2 separate regions of the Homo sapiens genome follow, and region 2 is linked to region 1. Evidence: chromatin loops called from intact Hi-C (ENCODE). Cell type or tissue: dorsolateral prefrontal cortex. All regions are shown on one strand. Links, peaks and the distances in the headings refer to the core of each region. The heading gives the core; the rest is flanking DNA. Region 1 has its middle 32 kb from the start of LINC02764. Region 2 holds the start of LOC105369496 (a long non-coding RNA gene).

Evidence for each region. A loop is a pair of places that touch in the nucleus more often than their neighbours do. Peaks named below come from ENCODE experiments on the same cell type or tissue, not always from the same donor. Only the 100,000 strongest peaks of a DNase experiment are listed, where the experiment ranks them.
Region 2: a loop joins it to region 1, with 4 times the contacts of the local background. A loop is called at or near these places in 3 of 110 quality-filtered maps.

What each region holds. Positions count from the first base shown.
Region 1 is chr11:112,583,125-112,593,475 of GRCh38, reverse strand. No RefSeq gene overlaps it. Among named protein-coding and RNA genes, the nearest start is that of LINC02764, 32 kb to the right of the region's middle. In dorsolateral prefrontal cortex, for the core only: CTCF peaks have their summits at 4,928, 5,132 (motif pointing left) and 8,591; a DNase peak (open chromatin) is centred at 5,075; H3K4me3 peaks cover 322 bases; H3K27ac peaks cover 968 bases.
Region 2 is chr11:112,731,126-112,741,476 of GRCh38, reverse strand. LOC105369496 (a long non-coding RNA gene) reads left to right here and starts at 3,936. Exons shown (of 3, transcript XR_948018.3): 1 at 3,936-4,035. RefSeq lists a silencer at 6,964-7,164. In dorsolateral prefrontal cortex, for the core only: no CTCF peak of the experiment used is centred there; DNase peaks (open chromatin) are centred at 5,226 and 5,577; H3K27ac peaks cover 3,347 bases.

The sequences.
Region 1 (10,351 bases), core at 887-8,886:
GGCATGAGATACAGCCAGTCTCCCAAGGAGGCAGCCTGGGGAAGTGAAAAGGTTTGGAAGCAGATGGGCCTCTCTACCACCTACTAGCTGCAGGACTGTAATGTGAGTTTGCTGCATTATTTTTGGATAGCCAATTCTGTTATAGAATCAAGAAAGCAAACTGGGTGGATGAAACTTAAAAGGACATACAAGCATCAGGTAATTTTGGATTCATTGTGGAAGCCAGCCGCCAAGATGACCCCAGTGGTCCTAGCTCCTTGACCCCGGTATATTCCTTTCCCAGGGTGGGCAGGGATGTTCTGCATAACCAATAGGATACTGCAGAAATGATGGTGTGAGACTTTGGAGGCCAGATCATAAAGACACTGCTCTCCCTTAGACTACTTGCCCTTGGGGAAGAGAGCTGCCATGCCATGAGGATACTCAAGTAGCCCTGCAGAGCAGTTCATGTGGTGCTACCGCCATCACCAGCTCCAACTTGCCAGCCACATCCAAGACATCTTGGAAGCAAATCCCCCAGTTCCAGTTAAGATGACAGCAGCCCTGGGTGACATTGTGACTGCAACCTCATGAGAGCCAGAACGACCCAGCCAAGCTGCTCCCAAATTCCTGACCCACAGACACTATGATAGATGGAAAATGTGAATTGTTATTTTAAGCTGCTAAGTGTTGGAGTATTTTACTATATAGCAATGGATAACTAAAGCTAGCATAGATAGAAGGCAAACAAGCAGCTTACGAGGTATAGGCAAAACCCATAGGATGTGTGAAGTGTAGATGATGAGTGAGTAAGCAGCTTGTGAGACAGGCAGAATTCATAAGATATGCTAATTATAGCTACTGAGTTAGTAACCTGTAAGACATCCTAAAGATATATACTGTAAATGGGACATATAATAAAACAAATCAGAGTGTTATCTACTAACTATAGATAGAAAGTCATAGAGATAACAAGTCATAATCATGCCATCTCTGGGCTAAAAGCTTTATCAACTCTAAATTAGGTACCCATTGATTGACACCCACAGGGTCTCATTTTGGCCCCAGGTGCTCTGTATAAGAAATGCAAATAAGGCCGGGTGCTGTGGCTCACACCTGTAATCCCAACATTTTGGGAGGCCGAGCTGTTGGATCACCTGAGGTCAGGAGTTTGAGACCAGCCTGGCCAACATGGCAAAACCCCATCTCTACTAAAAATACAAAAAATTAGCCAGTCATGGTGACGGGCACCTGTAATCCCAGCTACTTGGGAGGCTGAGGCAGGAGAATTGCTTGAACCCTGGAGGCAGAGTTTGCAGTGAGCCAAGATTGCACTGCAGCCTGGGCGACAGAGAGAGACTCTGTTTCAAAAAAGAAAGAAAGAAATGCAAATACATTCTCGACTGTTCGGAAGGCTAATTGGCAAGCTGTAGCTATAGCTAAGCAAACTTGTTTTAGCCCCCATATTCCTCCTGTCAGACAGCAAAATTATGCTTTGGCCCAAGAGATCTTTGGTGTGTATTTGGCCTTCTTGCTCAAATCTCAATTGTGATCCTCATAACCACACCATCAGCAGGGAAGGCTGATGCAGCAGAGAGAGGGAAGATACACAAGCTTATATACCCCAGGATCCAAGGAGTATGGTGCTTCCACCTGGCAGCTCCCATCTGAAGTGAGCTAACCTACCCTATCCCTCTCCCCTTGCTGTTGCTTTGGGTTTTCAACAGATTTAGTAAACTGTGAGTTTAAGCACTTTAATTTGGCCCGTGAATCCTCCTATTCTGACACCTCTGACAGAACTTATCTAGTAGAGTATGCAGAGGCCACATTGCATTAAGGTAATTTCTCACATTCCTGGAACCTTGGAAAAGCCACTTCACTACTCTGATTCTCAACCTTCCCATTTAAAAACAGGAGCTAATACTACATGCTTGACAGTGCTTTAAGAATAAATGAGACACTTGGGAGAAGAAATAATGGAGTGCCAGGCACAAGACAGGTGCTTACCAAAAAATTATTCCTTCTGTTTTAGGTGACCCTGTAACTGTCTCTAACCTCAGCCAGGTCATCCACTGAAAGAGTATTGTAATACCTACCTCACAGTTGCTCTGAGGATTAAATAAGGTAACATTTCTGAAAGTATCTAGCACAGGACCTTGGTAGATGGCCAATCCATTTAAATTTTCTGTCTTTCTTTCCTTACAAATAAAAAAAAAGTATAACAGCTGCCTCTGAGATATAATTTCAAAATTGTGGAAATCCCTCCATCCCCATCCCCAAGTCAGGTCACAACCCTCATCTACTCCCCTGCCTCCCATTCCTTTGAAGGGTTAGGGCTTTTGTTCCTTAATGGAGAATTACAACTCATCCTGGAGGAAGAAACCAAATGACTTAAATTCACCCTAAGACACAAATGACTAACAATAGATCCTTGCTCAGAGGGAAAGACTTTATTGGGAAAGGGAGGAGGGAGTAAGAAGACAGGGTTCAGAGGAAGGGCAGTCAGAAGTGAGAGTAGAGAAAGGCCTTCAAAAGGGAGGCCTGGATACAAAGTCATAACAAAGACACGCTTAGCCCTGTGGGTCTGACAGGACAGGACAGGCCAAGAGAGCCCCTCCTTCAGAGAGTCCTTCTCAAAGACAGCCTCCCTCAGCGAGAACATCCTTCAGAGAGCTGCTCCCAAGGACAGCTCCTCACTTAGAGAGCCCCCCTCAGGGAGCACCTCCCTCAGACAGCCCCTCCCTCAGACAGTCCTCCTCAAAGAGAGGCCCCCTCAGACAGCCCTTTCCTCAGACAGCCCCTCCCAAAGACAGCCTCCCTCAGGGAGAACCTCCTTCAGAGAGCCACTCCCAAAGACAGCCCCTCTCTTAGAGAGCCCCTCTCAGGGAGCACCTCCCTCAGAAAGCCCCTTCCTCAGACAGTCCCTCCGAAAAAAGCCCCTCCTCGGAGAGTCCCTTCATCCAAGAGCTCCTCTCAAACAGAGTCACTTCCTCAGACAGCCTCTCCTGAGAGCCCCTCTCACAGAGCCTATCCCTCAGAAAGCCAGTCCCTTGCAGAAGATGTGAAGCCCTTTTCAGGTGCAGGAGTCAACAACCAAGAATGGAGCGAGCATTCGAAGGAAAGGAGTTGCGACAGCAGGAACGGTTCATCTCCCCCAGAAAGGACCACCGCTCTCCTGTCCTTAGGGCTTCTCCTTGGCCTCAGGATAAGGAAGAGGATTGTAGGATTTGCCACTCAGACCAAAACTGGCCCTCCAGAGTGGATTTCAGGCTAGACCAACAGAGTCCCAGAGCACTGTGGCAGCATAGAGGGAGACTGCAGCCTGCCGTGGGAAGCACATTAGGGTTTAGAGGCAGAAGTTCTGATTTCAAATTTCAGCTTCACACCTTATCAGGGCTGTGTCCTGCACAAGTCTATAATGTGTCAGTCAGCATCACCAGAGCAAAATGGCGGTCATCACACTACTTGCAGAGCAGATTTGCCTGGCAAAGCTTAAGCCTCCCACCCCCTTCACCTCATGGTCCTGGGATCGTGGGGAGTTTCTGTGTGGAAGTGTTCTGGGGGAAGGGGAAGTCTGGCTGACAGGGATGGAGGGTGTGTTTGTGTGTGTGTGTGTGCATGTGTGGAAGTGTTTCTATATAAGCATTTCTGATAAACTGCTTGAAGAGATCTCAAAAGAGACCTGACTTTCTAGGGCTCTAGTGATTTTGTGTGTGTGAGATTCATTTTGTGTCATTCTGAATCAAGATTCACTTTTGTGTTTGTAATTTTATTCTCTTTTTCTTAAAGCCACCTCCCTCTAATTGTACAAGCTTCAAACCCCACAAAGCCTGGATCCACCTAAAGTCCTCAGAGGGCTGTCACATGGATAAAATGAAGTGCCCCCTCAAAAAGTGATCAACTCACCTAGAAGTAGAAATTGATGCTTACTAAATCTGATTCGGTGGTCCCCTTTCCATCTGCCCACCCAGGTGAGGTGCGGTAAGAAGAGACAGGCAGCCCAAGAGGCCTCCCGCAAGTTCAGAAACAGATTACAGAGTTGGCAGGGAGTCTGCTGCTCTCCCACCAGGGCCCCTCTGCTCAGACAGGGCCAGATGATGTAGTGACTTTATTCAGTGGATAAACATCCAATTCAGCTTGCTGGAGGCCCCCCAGCCTCACATTACTGTTGACACAAAGCAGATTCCCTTTCTCTAAACCACTGTTTATATTTTAGCCAAGTGTCCTACATAAATCTCAGATCCAACCATCAGACTCTCTGGCTGCTACAGAAATGATCAAGACCAACGAGAGAAAACAGCCTAATAAGGAGCTTACAGAAGGAGCTGGGGGTATCTCTAAACGAAAGGCTGCCTTGGGGGTACATACCAGGCAACCCAGTTCTGAGACTCTCCAAAACTGGGGGCCAGCACAGACTTGGAAGCACCTGCAGCTAAAATAAAGGGTCTTTTAAAGAACTGGGTCTCAACCAGGGCACCAGGCCTATGAAATATACATTCAGTTCAACTCAGGTTCACAGAACATTCTCAAGTCCCAATTCAGTCGTTCTAGGAAATATGTAGGCTGGGTTCCAGTTCAGACATATTTTTCAATAGGTGTTTTTTTTTTTTTATTTTCAGAAAAAAAATAAATAGAATACAAACTTTGTAATAATAGCTTTGTGGTTCCATAAATTAATATTAGTGCTTGGTTAGAGCTCAGCACAGTTGTGTGGTAAATTGTGGTTTGGGGCTCAGGGTCTGGCTGAGGTCCCTGATTTGAAGGCCTCAAAGCCTGGAGAGCTGTGGCTTAAAAGGACAATGGAGAAATCTTTTCCTAGCAGTAGGAGCTAGCAGCTGAATGCACTTCATCTTGACTCAGCAAGGGACAGTTCAAACACCACTCCCCCAGCTGTAGCTTTTGGGTGAGGTCTCTATGTCTTTTCTGCCGTAGTCATGTGTGGATCATAAATGGCCTAGCCCAAAGCAGCTGTTATTTTAAAGAATAATTAAAAGAGCAAGAGTAATCCCTGGGGCATGGAGGAGGGGAGAGGGTATCTTTATATTCAGACGTTCTGGACTTGATTATAAATCCTAGAGCTTGGCTGCTCCACGGGGACCACGCTTCTCTAGGCTACCCGTCTACATGATTAACTGACTACTGCCATCTAGTGGATATGGAGGCCTTTGAAGTTCTAATGACTAATGTGCAGGATGTTGGGCATTGATCTTAAGAGAAGCTATGCTTAATTAGGGCAGCAGATCTCAGGGCGGCCTGTAGGTAGGATTACAGATCAATCACCCTGGAATATCCCCATACGCAATTTCTCTTTTCTGACAGAGATTAAAAGAGAAAAAAGAAAAAACTCAGTGCCTGTGGGTCATCAATGTTCTGAAGTTTATTTGGCAATTGAATCAAAACTGACATTCTGAGACATACAAAGGCTCGATGTGAAGACTACGGATAACAGCCTCACTGCTGTATTCTGAGAGGTCCATGCCGGCTGCTGCAGTAGCCAGACTGGTCCTTGGGCATGGCTGAGGTGGAGGGAAGAAGCCCTCAGCTAGCAAACAGAAATCTCAGCCTCTACAGCCATTCTCATGTAGGGCTGTGCCACCCTGTCCAGGCAGCCCCCAGGGCTTGGCCCCTGGGCAATGGGTATGAAATGCCCTTTTCTGGGTAGGGAAGAAAAAAGGGGCTAGGCCCAGACCCCGGAACTTCACCTCTGTCAGAGCTTCTGTTTACCTGCAATGGCTGTTCCCCCGACAGACACATATCTATAGATGTTCACTTTCAGACGCTAATCTGGAATTTTCAGAGAGTTTAAAAGATGAAAGATTAGCTACTTAAAGAATCAGCAAATATGTATAAATTCATCTTTAAGATAAATGGGAAATTTGGCAGGACTCAAAATATTTGAATCAACAACCACATATGGACACAGACCAAATCTACACAAAGCATTTGGGTAAAGCCTGCAAATATTTCTTTTTCAGTTATTGCAGCTTCAATTTCTCTTAGATTACAACCCAATCCCATCCCCTTTGCCCAGTGAGGCTATGAGGTTTCTGTCCAAAGCTGGAAATGGACCCCAGTCACTCCTTACTTCCCCTACCACTCCAGGCTTCAGTTTCCTCATCTGGAAAATGAACCAGTGGATCTGATTACCCCTGAGATCTCTTCCAGGTGAATTTGAATGCTTCAAGTCTAAATTTTCCTTTGCAAGATTTCCTCAAGTTTTGGCAGACGTGTGTTAAAGGCCTGGGGTGGACTGAACTCAGGATCTTTTACCATCATCTGGAGTGCTTCCCAAGGAGCATTTCATCCAGAAAAGGAGATTGTTTCAGGTTGAATATGACTTGAGCGCCCATCAGGTAAGATGTGTTAAAACAATTTTTGTACAGCAGGCCTAATGATAAGACAGCCTACCTGGGCTCCAGCCTGCCTGTAACTGTGTGAACTTAGCAAGTCCTTCACTCAGTCAGACTTTGCTTTCTACATCTGAAAAAGTCAAAAGAAAGAAAATAAAAACCTCAGCCTACCTCCCTCTCAGGGTTGTTACAAGGGAGAAAAGAGCATAAACAGATGCAAGAAGTGCTTCCTTAAAGAGTTCAATATGAATTGTTTTTCTGTTTAGGTTATGTTAAATCTATTTCATATTATTAATCCCTTCCAGATGACACCCATCAAACAAACACCCAAATGGTCCATGTCTGAAAGACCACAGACTTTTCTTTTGGGAAAAAAAAAAAAAAAAGCTAGGCCAAGCCTGAGATACATCGGGCTTTCTAACAACAGGGAAATTTGGCTCTTCTTTGGGCCTGTTCCTTTTTGTCCTGGAGGCTTGTTAATCAGCTGCAGGCTGCATTTTCCTTAAGAATTCAGGCTAGTAGTCAGTTAGTCATGTAGACAGGGGTAGCCTAGAGAAGCATGATGTCCATGGAGCAGCCAATGGAACTGGAGGCAGTAAAGGGAGGCAGAAGATGGCTTGGAAGCCACTGGCATGTTGCTTTAGTGGATAGTAATGAGGAGAGCCAGACCTCACGTTTTTCACCTGGAAGATCTGATACTGCTTCCCCTCCTCCACTGTAAACCCCTCCATGAAAGAGCAGAGGACCCGAAAACTGCAAGATGTGATTCATAATTGTCAATAACATTTGTGTCATTTTGATGCTCTAACTCTATTACGTTAATTGCTCTCCTCTCTACACTTTATTTTAAGGTGAACATTAATTGATTCCCAACTGTAATCACAATTATGGTGAGTTATCCTGATTAATGGAAGATGTGATTAATAGGTAGGAAGGTACAACTGCTTCTCCTTCCCAGGGAAGAGATGATATATGTTATTATAGCTCTGCTGTAGGCTTCATTTTCCTTAAGAATTCAGAGCCAATGCAAGCTATCAATCACCATATTCCATTGTTCTTCCCAGTTGACTGGACACAACTCCCATTCGGCCCAGCCTGTTTCTCTTCACTCACTGACTGTCCCTGCTTCCTTAGGGAACACTCCTACTCCAGACCCCCTGTGTTCCAGAGAGAAAAGAGAGATGCTAGCATGTCAGTTCTGAATTCTGAAAACGGAATCGTGAATTCTGGTACAGTCAAGATAGGCAAAGTGGTGAGTATGTATCATGGCCAGACCTAGAAAATAAACTGAAGTAGATAGAGGAGAAAAAGAAGTATTCATTTGTATACTCCAAGGCCTAGCATCATACCTGGCACATGGTAGCTGTTTACCACATAGTATTTGAAAATGAGAATAGGTGAATGAAGTTTATCATCCCTCCCTATGCCCTGACTACTAGTTGCCCATTGTGTTTCTGGACTCCTCTCTGCCACCCCACCCAGCCTTGTCCTCCTAAAGAGGATTCCCCTCTCCAAGCCTTACATCCTAGCTCACCTGTCCTGTGTCCTGCTCTGTGAGTGCCTTGCTAGGAGACAGGGTAGCTCAACAGATGTACCAACTGGTGTGAGAGCTAATGATAACTAACTGTCCCCAGTAACCTTGTAATAGAAACCTTACCTGCACCCCTTTACAACTCCTTTACATTTTGCTCAAACTTCCTTCCCACCCTCATCTCCAGGAATCCTCTCCTCCTGCCTACCCATCTCACACACCAGTTATGGATGATCAGTGAGTCCACTGGCATCTTCTGTGCAGGAGAAGTTAAGACCAATAGCTTAACTAGAAGGAGAAGTAGAAGACTTGCTTTGAAGCTGCAATGCGTGACAAGCATGGAGGTCTTCCTTTCTTATGGAGAATTTTTGTAGAGAGCTAATGTTTGCAGTTCATGATGCTATCAGCCACCTAGAGTGTTCTAAATTCATACTTATGTTTGCTTTCCAGGGGCAGAAAGGGCCTTGTCTCTGTCATCTCTCTGATGAGATTCTACTCTTTCCCCAGGCTTCGGCTTAAACAGAAGATCTTTTCAACCTGAGAGCCCTCCTGGCCAGGCAGAACGCATTTCCCTCTCCTAGGCCTGGAGGCCACCTGGCCACACCTCTACACAACTCCACACCTCTACACAACTCCACACCTCTCAGCATCATCACAACCTTGTAACCCAGATGTCTGCTGTCCTTCTGTGTCAGACAAATGTCTGGTCCCCTGAAGATCATACTGCAGTTTATACCTGTCCAAAGACAGCCAGCAGAGGGGGTGAGGGGCCAGAAGTTGAGCCCTCCCACTGCTTGCCACGCTGTGCTCCCTGCCCTGGGGCTAAACTCACCTGCAAGAAAGAAGCCTTTTTCTCCCCATAAAGGTTCTGCCCTTAACTGACCACACCCTGTGCTGGCTGAATCAGGTCAGGGGTGCATCGTTTCCTACGGAGCCCAAAGATACCCATGCGTGTTCAGAGCAGCCCCACTCTGACTCCAGGGTGCGATTCTCTTGTCACACCCTTGGGCTTGACCTCAGCTCCTTCACTTTATCATAAGTAATCAGCTACACTCAGATGTTGCGACTTTTTTGTAGACTTTACAGAAAAATCTCACAGGGAAGAAGATGGAGGTTTTCGCGTGTCTCACACACTGAAGCACACAACCTAATTCACCTGGCCCATTTATGTCCTCCAGGTCTGCTCCCACAAGGAGCAGAACTAGGTCCTCTCCTCCTGGCCTAGCCCAGCAACACCTCCTGGCTCCTGTCCCCATCTTCTTCCTCCTGATCCCATTCTCCACTTATGATCCAAACCCACCCTACCTCCTCCCTCAAACTTGCAAACTCTCTTCCATCAAAGCTCAGGAGACAAGCTTCAGCTACCAAGATTCCCTATTTCCCCACTTCACGATTTCTTCCTATGCCCCACTCCCAGACTAATAATTATAAGTTTAAAAAATACCCTTTAGTTATAATTTATGAGTTAATCTACCAATTAAAATGTGAGTTCCCTGAGGGCAGGGATTGTATATTATTTGCCTTTGTCTACTTGGTCTGACTTAGCTTTGAACTCCAGCTTCTTCACATACTGGCTGTGTGACCTTGGGCAAGTCCCTTAACTTCTCCGAGTCCTTGTTTCCCCATTATTGTAAAATAATGGCAATAATCATTTCTATTTCAGAGGGTTATTGTAAGGATTTAATGAGATGATACACATAAAAGGCTTGGCACATAAGTGCTAGATAGGTATTAGGTATTATTGTTAGTGTATTGCTAGGTATTATTGGTTATTATTATTAGGTATTAGCAGAATTATTACGGAACAGAAACGTACTCTCCCCCTGCCCCCATATACCTGGCAGTTGCCCTCATGCATGGGGTGACATTAAGTCTATCTCTATCTTCCTGCCACAGTCATCACCAACAGTACTCAAATGCCTTCTCTCAGAAAAATCATGCCAGATATATATTTGCATATGAGACACAGGAACTTCTTTGTCCAAATCGAGTCCATGTCTTGCCCACATGTGTCAGTTTGGTCCCAGAGCTGTACATTTTGAGGATCTGTGGTTGCTGGGTCTTTTTTCAGCCTCAGGGCCTTGCTGTTCTTAATCGGTTTGGTTTCAAAATAGCTCAGCCCTCCCAGGCAAAGGAAGCTGTAGGCTATGTCCTGATGGATGGTTAATAGATGCGTGTGGGCATGGGTGTATGTAAATATTTAACCACATCAGAAGAACTGAGATTCAGAGCTGTGGACCTGTGCTCGAAAGATTATGTTACAAGTCGGGGCCTTCAGCAAAAGCCTTGCTCTGAAGCTGCCGTAGAGACAACAGGCACATTTTCAATTTGGTTCAGTGCAAAAGATTTTTATTCAGCACCTGCTAAGCACTCAGCACTGTGGCAGACAGTCTAATGGATACAAATGGTGTGCCCTGTATTACTACAATAATGCTGCATAACAAAACACCCACAGCACGTGAGATTTCTTTCTCACATATCTGGGCTCAGC
Region 2 (10,351 bases), core at 1,086-9,085, 150 kb before region 1:
TAATACTAATTAGTATAACAGTATTTCAAGTAGAAAACTACTTTACCATTTAGAGCCTATGGTCACAGACATTGTTTTTTAAAATTAGTTTTCTTATATATTAATATATGATAGGATAATCAATGAAAGACTTTAAAGCATAAGAATATATAGTAGTGGGGCTGGGCACAGTGGCTCACACCTGTAATCCCAGTACTTTGGGAGGCCAAGGCGGGTGGGTCACTTGATGTTAGGAGTTCAAGACCAGCCTGGCCAACATGGTGAAACCACATCTCTACTAAAAGTAGAAAAATTAGCCAGGCATGGTGGTGGTACGCACCTGTAGTCCCAGCTACTAGGGAGGCTGAGGCAAGAGAATCATTTGAACCCAGGAGGCAGAGATTGCACTGAGCTGATATCATGCCACTGCACTCCAGCTTGGGCAACAGAGTGAGACTCTGTCTCACCAAAAAAAAAAAAAAAAAAAAAAAGGAATATATAGTAGTATACTAAAATTCTGTAGGAAAGTCAAATGGAATTCAAGGAGGAAAAAAGAATAGTAAAATCCCCAACTGTTAAAGAAGAGCTTGTTTTTTGTTGCTGTTGCTTTTATATAGATGATGGTAGGTATCAAAGTGCTATGGTTTTGAATTTCCTTCCGACACGTCTAAAACAGTGCTGTAGAAATTTTATTATGAAGTGGTAACATTTATAATAACCTGGGAAAAACACCTTATAAAATTATTTAAACTCCTAATGACAAAATTTATGCATCAACTTAAAATACGAAGGGGTTTTTCTAATTTCTTACAGGAGTTCATGAGCCAAAATTCTTGAGGGTTCCTGTTCTAAAACCAGCAATGGCCAAACTCAAGGAAAGTGCCTGTAATGAAGAAAATGTGAGCAGCACTGGAGGGCAAAGGGGGAAATGCTTTTGACTAGAGGTGATACAAGGTGGTGACCTTTGTTGAGCAGACTTTTTCCTTGCAATATCTCACTTCCATTCTCCTTCACAAACACCAACTAAGGGAGGTGTTCCTTGTTAAGAGTGTAGGCTCTGGGGTCAAACTGCTCCTCCACCTACCAACCAAGGGACCCGGGGCACATGCTTCAAACTGTGTGACGCTGGATCCCCTCACCAGCCATATGGGGAGGCCTGGTCCCCATCTCCCAGGGATGCTGTGAGGACAAACTGTGATCACTCATGCAAAGTCCTTAGAGTGGCCCCAGCATCTAGAAGGAATCAGCAAACATTTGCTATTTGTGTCATCAGCCCTGTTTGCCAAGAAGGAAACTGAGGCCCAGAAAAGGTAAGCACTTTGAGATCTGACCCAGCGATTCCCCCATGCTGTGCGGCCTCCCTCCATCTCCAGAGCAGGCAGCATTGGCCTTCGAGATGGCTGCCTGTTCTTGCAGCCCAGTGTGCGGCTCTCTTCTCACGCCATCCTGCCGCCCTGGGCATGTCTCCTGCCTGCTCCTCTACACTGAAGGAGGTGGCACAGAAGCCTCTGCAGGGCAGCTGTCCTGGGAGTGGGGGCAGGGGAGCGCCAAGTGTGCAGGAAAGTGGGGACAAGGGCAGGGGCACGATGCTTAGCAGACCCATTCATCTGTCACTTCTGGTCCTTTCCTCAAGCTTCACAGAATGCCTGCCTCTGATTTGAAAAGCATTTCGCCTTTATGGGAAACTAAAAGTGTTTATTCTTAAAATGTCAAGAGCAGAGTGAAAATGAAGGAAACAGTAAAGGAACTGAGGTGTGAGCTTGCCACCTTCTCTTACAATTTACCCCCAGCCTCATCCTCCGCTCCTCATAGTCAATTCAGGGAAAGAAGAAGCCCACAGGCTCTGCAACCCATGGCTGCTCCACCTTCTGCCCACAGTCTGCCCTACAGGAGAGGCCTGTCAGCCAAGAGCAAGAGAGGGACTCAGTTGTCCCCAAGGTGTCTGTGCTTTTTGCATAGGCCCCAAAACATCTCAACCAGCAAGACCTCCAACTCCCTGACACTTGTGCACTGATATCCTTCCACACAGCATCCTGGTTATTTTCTTCCTGTGTGTTAACCCAAGCAGTTAACAATTTGATTTGTCTGTTTGTGTATTGTCTGTATCCCCTCTCTTGATATTAGAATGCAAACTTCAAAGAGTCAGCAACCTTGTCTGTCTTGTCTATGGTTAAGTCACCATAGTCTAGCACAGCCCCTAGCACATAGTAGCCGCTTGATAAATGTTTAAGTGCATTAAGGGATGACTGCATGACTGAAAAGTCTTTGTCTCCTTAATATACCCGAACTGGTAGGGCCTCTGTCTCCTAACACAACTGGACTGACATGGCCTTTTTCCCTCCCTACACCTGAACTGACATGTTCATTCATTCATTCTTCAAATACTTTGTGAACACTGAGTGTGTGCTGGATACTGTAATAGACATCAGGTAGACGTGGAGCTCACAATTCAGGAGAGGACAGGCTTTAAACAAATAAGCAGACACATGCTATGTTCATCTGTCTGATGGCTTGTGCAGGAAAAGTGAAGAGCACTAGGAGAGAGGAAAGAGAGCGGGTGCTGGTGTTTACTTTAGAATGGGGGGCCAGCCAAGACTGAAAGCTGAACCTGGCAAAAAGATGGAAGATGATTTCCAGGCACATGTGCGCACCCACACACACACACACACACACACACACACACACACACACACTCGTATGTAAATTCACACATAATTGCACACATTTGCACACAAGTGCTCAGAGATGGGAAAGACATCAGTGTCGTGGGAGCAACCTGAGAGCAGGAGGAGTGACATTTCCAGAGGATGGAGGGGTGAGGGGCTGAGGCCTGCAGATCTTGATAGGCTTTGTTAAGTCCTTCTGCCTTTTTCCTTAGGCTTGTGAAAAGCCTTGGAGGGTTTTGAGTAGGGGAGTCACATGATCCCATTCATATTTTACAAGATCTCTGATGCCTGTAAGGAAAACAGGTTGACTATGAGCAAGAGTGGAGGCGCAGGCACTGATCAGGACACTCTTGGTGTAGTGCAGGTGAGAGCCGGAGTCATGGTAGCTTTGGCATAATTTCTGACCCTCTGAGAGGCACACCCCATTGACAAGGTATCATTCATTCATTCATTCACACATTTGTTCACTAAGAAATCATTAGTAAAAACTTTATCGTGTAACAGGTGCTGAGGATACAACAGCGAACAAGACAGACATAGTCTTTACCTTTATGGAGTTTACAATCTAGTAAGGAAACAGACCACTAAACCCAAACTTCCAGCCTTCCAGCCACCTGAGATGTGGTTCTGTAGAAAGGGAGGAAGAATCTGTAGGACACTAGGAGAGATACCTGGCCCTGACATGGGAGGTGAGGGACAGCAGGGTCAAGGAGAGATCTAGGTAAGCATTACCAACTCCCTGATACACATGAACTGACTCCAGGTTTGCCTCCTGAAACAACCAGGTGGTCTTGGGTTTCATTCATCTAATCGTCCACTGACCAACTGCACTAGGTTGGCACAGGCAACTCAGTGGCCCAAGCTGAAGGCATCACCTGTGACCTCCAACTATCCCCATGTGCAATTCTGCCCCTACACTGTATCCTGTGACTCAAAAATGACACTTTCATCTACAAAGTTGTCTGAGCCATTAATCTGGGCATCCCTCTCTTGCCCCTTGCATCCAATCACCCACCAAGTCCTACTAATTCCGCTGCCCAAGGGCTGGCTCCCTCCCCGCAGTCTCTTAAGTTCCATTGGTATTCCCCTTGTCCATTGTCTGTTGCCTAGGTTGCTCCAACAATCCCGCATTGTTCTACCACCTCCAAGCTGCCCACCAACCATGCTCTGATGCATTTGTAGTCTTTCAAATGTGCACTTCTGCCTGGCGGCCTCCTCCTGGCTTCAGCCTTGAACCTCACCTTGATTGCCACTTCCTTTGGGGAAACTCCTCTGATGCTTTCCCTGGTGTAGGTAGCTCCCCCGCCTGATGCCATCACACCGTGGAACAGCCACATTTCACTGTTAGGTCCTGGCCTCCCACATCAGACTCTGAGCTCTACAAGGGCAGGTACTGTGTCTTTCTTGCTTACCCCTTTATACACATCTCCTTCCCCACAGAACAAAAATGCCTAACAAGGGTCATTTTGCAAGGGAGATGTGATCCCTTGGCAGGGAAATCTGGGCAGGATTTCTGATGATAAATAAATAAATGAGGAGCCCACAGCTGGTGCACAGGTGGCCCCTGGCCTGATCTAGCCTGGCACTTTCTTCCCCTCTCCTTTGCTTTCCCTCCTTGCAGAGCTGGCTGCTGTGACCACAAATGGAGAGGAAACATGATTTATATTTCTTTCTTTAGTTTGGAGAGTGCTGTGACAGACATAGATAAAGTATCTCTCTCCTCACCCCACCCCCCCCCCAATTTTTTCTTTGGGTTTGTGAGTCTTTGAAGACAACCATCTGAAATGGGTTGACAGGCAGGTGTTTGGGAGAGGGAGAGAGCTGGGAATAAGGTGTTTTGACTGAGAGAAGAGCCACTAATGCATCCATAGCTGTTACCAGTGTGATGACAATTGCAGTTATGGAGGCACTTTGATTGGGGAGGAGGAAGAGGAGAGAGAGGAGAGAAGCCATCTTCTTATCTGTCAGAGGCAATAGCAGAGTCTGGGAAAGCTAGACCCTCTCACTGCCTCTAAAAATCTTTCTGGACAAAAATAAAATAAAATAAAATAAAGTAAAAACTAAGCCAGGTCTGTCTGGACCTGGGGAACAGTAAAGTGGCTTAGATATGACCTGAGGCACACCCCATTCTTTATTTGCTTCTCCTGGAATTGATACCTGTAGAGCCTCCAATAGACATTTTTAGCTACTCAGCAGGATGGGTCTCCTATGTGCCCATGTCTCAGGTGCTAGAGGGTCCTAGAAGTTACTATTTCGACCCTTAAAGCACAGTGAATGCATATGGATCCCTGGACTCTGCCCCGATTTACCCAAGCCTTCCTCTTCATGTGTGATCTTGATAGATGAAGAGAGTAGAGAAAGGGAGAGAAATCCTAAAACTGAGAAAGTGCTGGGAATGGAAGGGAACTGCTGGACCCAGCTGCTCTGCAGGGAGAGAGACACGTTCCAGAGAACAGCACAGTCATAGTACAGAAAACACAGAAGCACATTTGTCTGGGACATCAAGTGTGTGTGTGTGTGTGTGTGTGTGTGTGTGTGTGTGTGTGTGTGAGAGAGAGAGAGAGAGAGAGAGAGAGAACAAGGATTTAGTGGAAGTTCAGCACTGAGTCCTATTGAAAATGAAGCCAGAGCTGACAGATGTCAGCCGACTCCAGCTACGCCTACTGCAGACATCAGGGCAGCCCAAGCTCAAGATGCCCTCCTGCTCCTGCCTGCCTTGAGGGTTCATGCTACCCTCAGAGCCAAGCAGGCAAGGAGGCCTCAGGCAAGCTCAACCAGACAATCTGTACTGTCAGATTCTGGGCAAAGGAGGCATCACTGTGTTCCCTTCCTTCCTAAAAGGCAGAGTTCTGCTATCCATATTCCTGCCTGCAGCCCAACACACACACACACACAAACACACATGCACACACACACAGCACCAACACTACCACCACAATGACCAGCAGCAGCGGCAGCTTTTGCCAGGCAGCTATACCAGGCTGCCTCATCCTATTTACTAACCAAAAGGAAGAAACTAAAATCCAGTCCTAGACTTGGCTGTGCCTCAGCCCCATAAAGCCTTGCAACATCCAGAGTTCTCACGTAGCCCAGAAAATAAGAGTAATGAACAGCTTACATGTATTCAGTGCTAACCACAGATAGGCATTGTGCTAAGTGCTTTGTGAGACTTACCTTGCATACCCCTCACAACTCTCTGAGGCAGTTTCAGTTATTAGTTCCGTTTTGTCAATGAAGAAACCAAGCCTAGAAATTAAACAGGTAAACAAACCAAGCAACCCAGAGTCATCCAGAGCTACCAAGGACCATGGCCTCAAAGAAGGCTTCTCTGACTTCCCAGAGCTGACTTAGATGCCTCTCCTTTGGGCTCAAGTAAGGATCTTAGCACTTACCACATAGCATTATAATTAAGGGCTTATACACCATGACCAAATTTTTCACTAGTGGAATGTCAATGAAAGCCATTTGTGCAATTTCCAGGCCTGTGCACCTGTGATTCCACTTCCACCATGTAGATGAGGGCAAAGCCCCATGACAGTGGTTCTTAAACTTGGCTGCTATTGGAGTCAATGTGTAGCCAAGTTTGGGAACTGCTGCTTTAGAAGATGCCACAGAAACACGATGGAAGGAACCTGTGACCCTGGATGACTGTATGAAGCAGATCATCCTGCCAACTGGGAACATCCACCTTGAACAGTTACGTAAGAGAGACATCACCTCTATCTTACCTACCCTCACAAATGCCATGGAGATGCCTGAGGAGTAGAAGGAAAATCTGATTATCACCTGGAGGCCTGGACTGTCAACCGTTGGTCAGGAAAGGCAAAGGCACCAGCAATTGCTTGCTTGTAAACACACATGCACACACATGCACAGCTCACACACTTTTGCTGCACAGTTCTCCCTGTCCCAGTCACCATTAAAGCAGCAATCAGCTAAAGCCACAGTTTTCCTGGCTTCCCACCAGGCTCTGATTAAGAGAGAACTTCTCCACCCACCTTCCTCACTCCAAGGAAGGCTGAGCGCCAGCTTCCTCCTTTACATTCTCTTCCTGTTCCTATAAAGCAATTAAAGTTTCCTGTAGACTTCACCTTTCCTATCTTCTCTCGTAGAACTTGGCTCATATTTTTGTCTTGTTCTGAACCCACAAGTTTCTCCTTCTAGTTCAGAAGATGAAAAAAATCCCATGATTCAGCTGACCACCTGTAGGGAGGGGGCTCCTACCTAAGTCCCTGGTGTAAAATTCAAGTAGAATCCTGCACCACTGCTGCTTGGAAGTTGGAGGCCAAGCAAGCTTAGTAGCCTTGGAGTTTAGAAATGGGGCTCCTTGCAAGCAGAGACCTCAGGATGAGGAGTGCCTTCTAAGGAGAGGAAACCGTGGCCATTCCCCAGAGAGGCAAAGTGGCAGACCCTGAGTCCAGGACCATGGACAGGGAAGAGCAGGCCCGAGAAGCATGTGGACGAGAAGGAAGATAACTCCCTGAGTAGATGGCCCAGACTGGGTGGTTAGCACTGAGTGAAAGCACCTCAGGCATGGTACCTATCAAAGAAGAGATGATACCTCTTAGGGATCTGGGATCAAAAAAAAGAATGTCAACAAAAACAACATGTGGGACAATACAAGCAACACAGGGAAATGTCCTAGCCATAATGTGACTTTTATCCCATAGGACAAAGCATGCTACAGTTCCATGAGGGAGGTGCTGCCACCCAAGCTGTAGTACTGAGCTCCTTCCTGCTCTCTATGTGACCCTAACCAGTCAACTGGGCTTCTCTGAACTTCAGTTTCTTTATCCACAAAATTAGTATGATGGTAATAGCTTTCCTAGTGACTTTACTATGGTGTTAATAAAATCAAGATGATGTATATGAGGGTAAATAGTAAAACATAATTTGTGATAAATATTTCACATCTCTGGTTTTCTACTGGCTTCAGATGAAATTTCGTTGCTGAGTAGTGAGACTTCAGTATAGAAGCTACTCATCAAATATTTGCTGGAGCACTGTTGATTTTGTTGTTTAAAAAAAGCAGTTAAGTAAACGCAGTCCCTTCTAGTCAGAGGCAAGTGGAAAGAAAAAGAGGAGAAAGGAGGCAGGTTTAGAGATTCAGACCTTGTGTAGATCTGCAGTTCTGTTCGGCTGCCTCCACATTGATCCTCCTGCTTCCTTTCCCTTGCAGTGAGTCTAGAGAGGGTCTGCAGGAGAAAGAGCAGAACAGGGAAGCAAGTGAGTGAACCCTGGGAAGGGCTCTTACCCAGGCTCCCGTCCTCACTGTTCCAGACAGATTGTTTATAACAGTGGTTGTCCATGTCACAGAAAACCTGTCCTCCCCACAGCCCACAGCAGCCATGCTCTAGATCATGTAAGTTCCCCTCAACTGACTACAGCTGAGTGATAGGCATCTGACCCAAGAATCTAATCTATAGTCTGGCAAGTGGGCAAGGAGTTGGCCTGGCATGATAATTTTCCCCCAGGGTTAATGACTTAGAAGAATATGGGAAGAATAGGGCAGTTAGCAGTTATATTAGTCCATTTTCACACTGCTGATAAAGACTTAACTGAGACTGGGTAATTTATAAAGAAAAAGAGGTTTAATTGACTCACAGTTCCACATGGCTGGGGAGGGCTCACAATCATAGCAGAAGGCAAAAGGCATGTCTTACATGGTGGCAGGCAAGAGAGAATGAAAGCCAAGCAAAAAGGATTTTTCCTTATAAAATCACCAGATCTCATGAGACTTATTCACTACCACAAGAAGAGTATGGGGAAACAACCCCCATGTTTCAATTATCTCCCACGAGGTCCCTCTCATGATGCATCGGAGTGGTGAGAGCCACAATTCAAGATGAGATTTGGGACACAGCCAAAGCATATCAGCAGTGAACAGAGGAACTAAAAGTCATGAAGTAAAGAGAGGCTGGGGAGGGGAGCATGAGGGGCCATGGGTGGGCCAAAGTTCTGAGCAAGAAGAAACCATGAGATAGAGAGAAGTCAGAGCAGAGAGCAAAGAAGAGAAGTGGGCAGACATGGAGAGAGGAAAACACAAGGAGAGGAGCCCAGACCCATCAGGACTGTGCCCCTAATGCCACTAATGCCCTAATGCCACTGCCATGTGTTCTGCTCTCAGCCTCCCCAATCCTGGTTCACCCTAGAGCCAATTCCTCCCAGAGCTTGTTTGTTCAGCTTCTCCAGAGTGCCCTGGAAGCTGGGCTTTGTGGCTGGCCTTCTCATTTTCTTATTCCTATGTGCATCCTTACCAAAAATCCTGCATTACTTGAGGAACGCTGTTTGGGTTTCTGCTTCTTGCAATCCAAAAATCTAAGCAAATAGGCTGCCGCTGGGGATTTGGCAGCTTGAATCTCAGAGCCTAGGGTCGTTGGCACATCCCTAGGTTGTCTGTCTAGCAAAGCTGGGGCAGCTGAGCTCGGCCCTACAGTCTGGAAGGGCTGGCCTTGAATGGCTGAAGCTCCTGTTCCTGAGCCCAGTTCAGGGTCCTCGCCATCAGAATAACAATGAGTTCACACAAGCCAGCAGGTGTGCAAGCCCAGCCCTTGCCCATCCGTTCTAGTTAACTAGGGAGGCCCATGCATGTGCCATTGTCCTGCCTTGGCATCAAGACTATGATCTGCTAAACATGCTGAGAGAGGATGGGTAACTAGAGATGGATGCCAGACCCTATATCTTTATGCAATCTCTTGCCTAAAATTCACAAAGCCTGATGCAAAGGTACAGAGGCTTCCTGCCCAGCTTCCTTCTCTTTACACCTGGGCGCCATCCTATACCACTGATGGCCACATGCACAGAGGGGCAGATTCTCTGGCCATAAGTTCAAGCTTCATCTACACTTGTCCCATCCCCTCAATAGCCACTCTTTGGCCAGCCTTCAGGCCTTGGGGCATGCAGACCAGTGATGAACCTGGAAGTGCACCTGGGAAGAGGCCCCTGTGATTCTGGAAAGGGTAGTTCAAGTCTGTTTAGTCTGTGTCCCAAGTACATTGAATGTGGGACAGAAGGGGACATGGGTATAGTATAAATACTGCCTTTATTCTCTATACACAGCACCAACAAGAGCAGCAGCTTTGCCTCTGGCTTTGTTCCGGGCTGTAGATAAGAATGCCTGTCATTCACAAAGGGCTTACTATGTACCTGCTACTAAGTATGCTTTGTATATTAACTTATTAGATTGTTAAATGACACTGACTTATCATTATTCTTAATTTACGATGAGGAAATTCAGGCACAGAGAGATTAAGCAACTTGCCCAGGAGTACATATAAAGTCAGTGGTAGCCACAGGATTCCAACCCAGGCAATCTGGCCCCAGGGTCTGGGCTCTAACCATTTTGCAACACTGCCTCGACAGCTGAAGTGGAATCAGGGCTTTCTGCTCACTTCAGACTCCAGTCTGGGCCCAGTGGAGGCACAGAAACCACTCTCCTCTCATTTCCCTTTCTGTCGATAGCTGTGAACACAGCATCTCCATCTCAACCTTGTCCACCGAAGAGCCTCTCCAGGCTTCCCAGGGGCATGTGAAAGGCAGCCTGGGAGCGGTGTCTGGAAGACATTTTCAACTCAGATAGAGTGGAAAACAGGTCAATGCTAATACAGTCACTCTCCGTATCTGCAGGTTCCACATCTGCAGATTCAGCCGATCACAGATCAAAAATATTTTTAAACTAATAAAAAATAACAATACCAAAATAACGA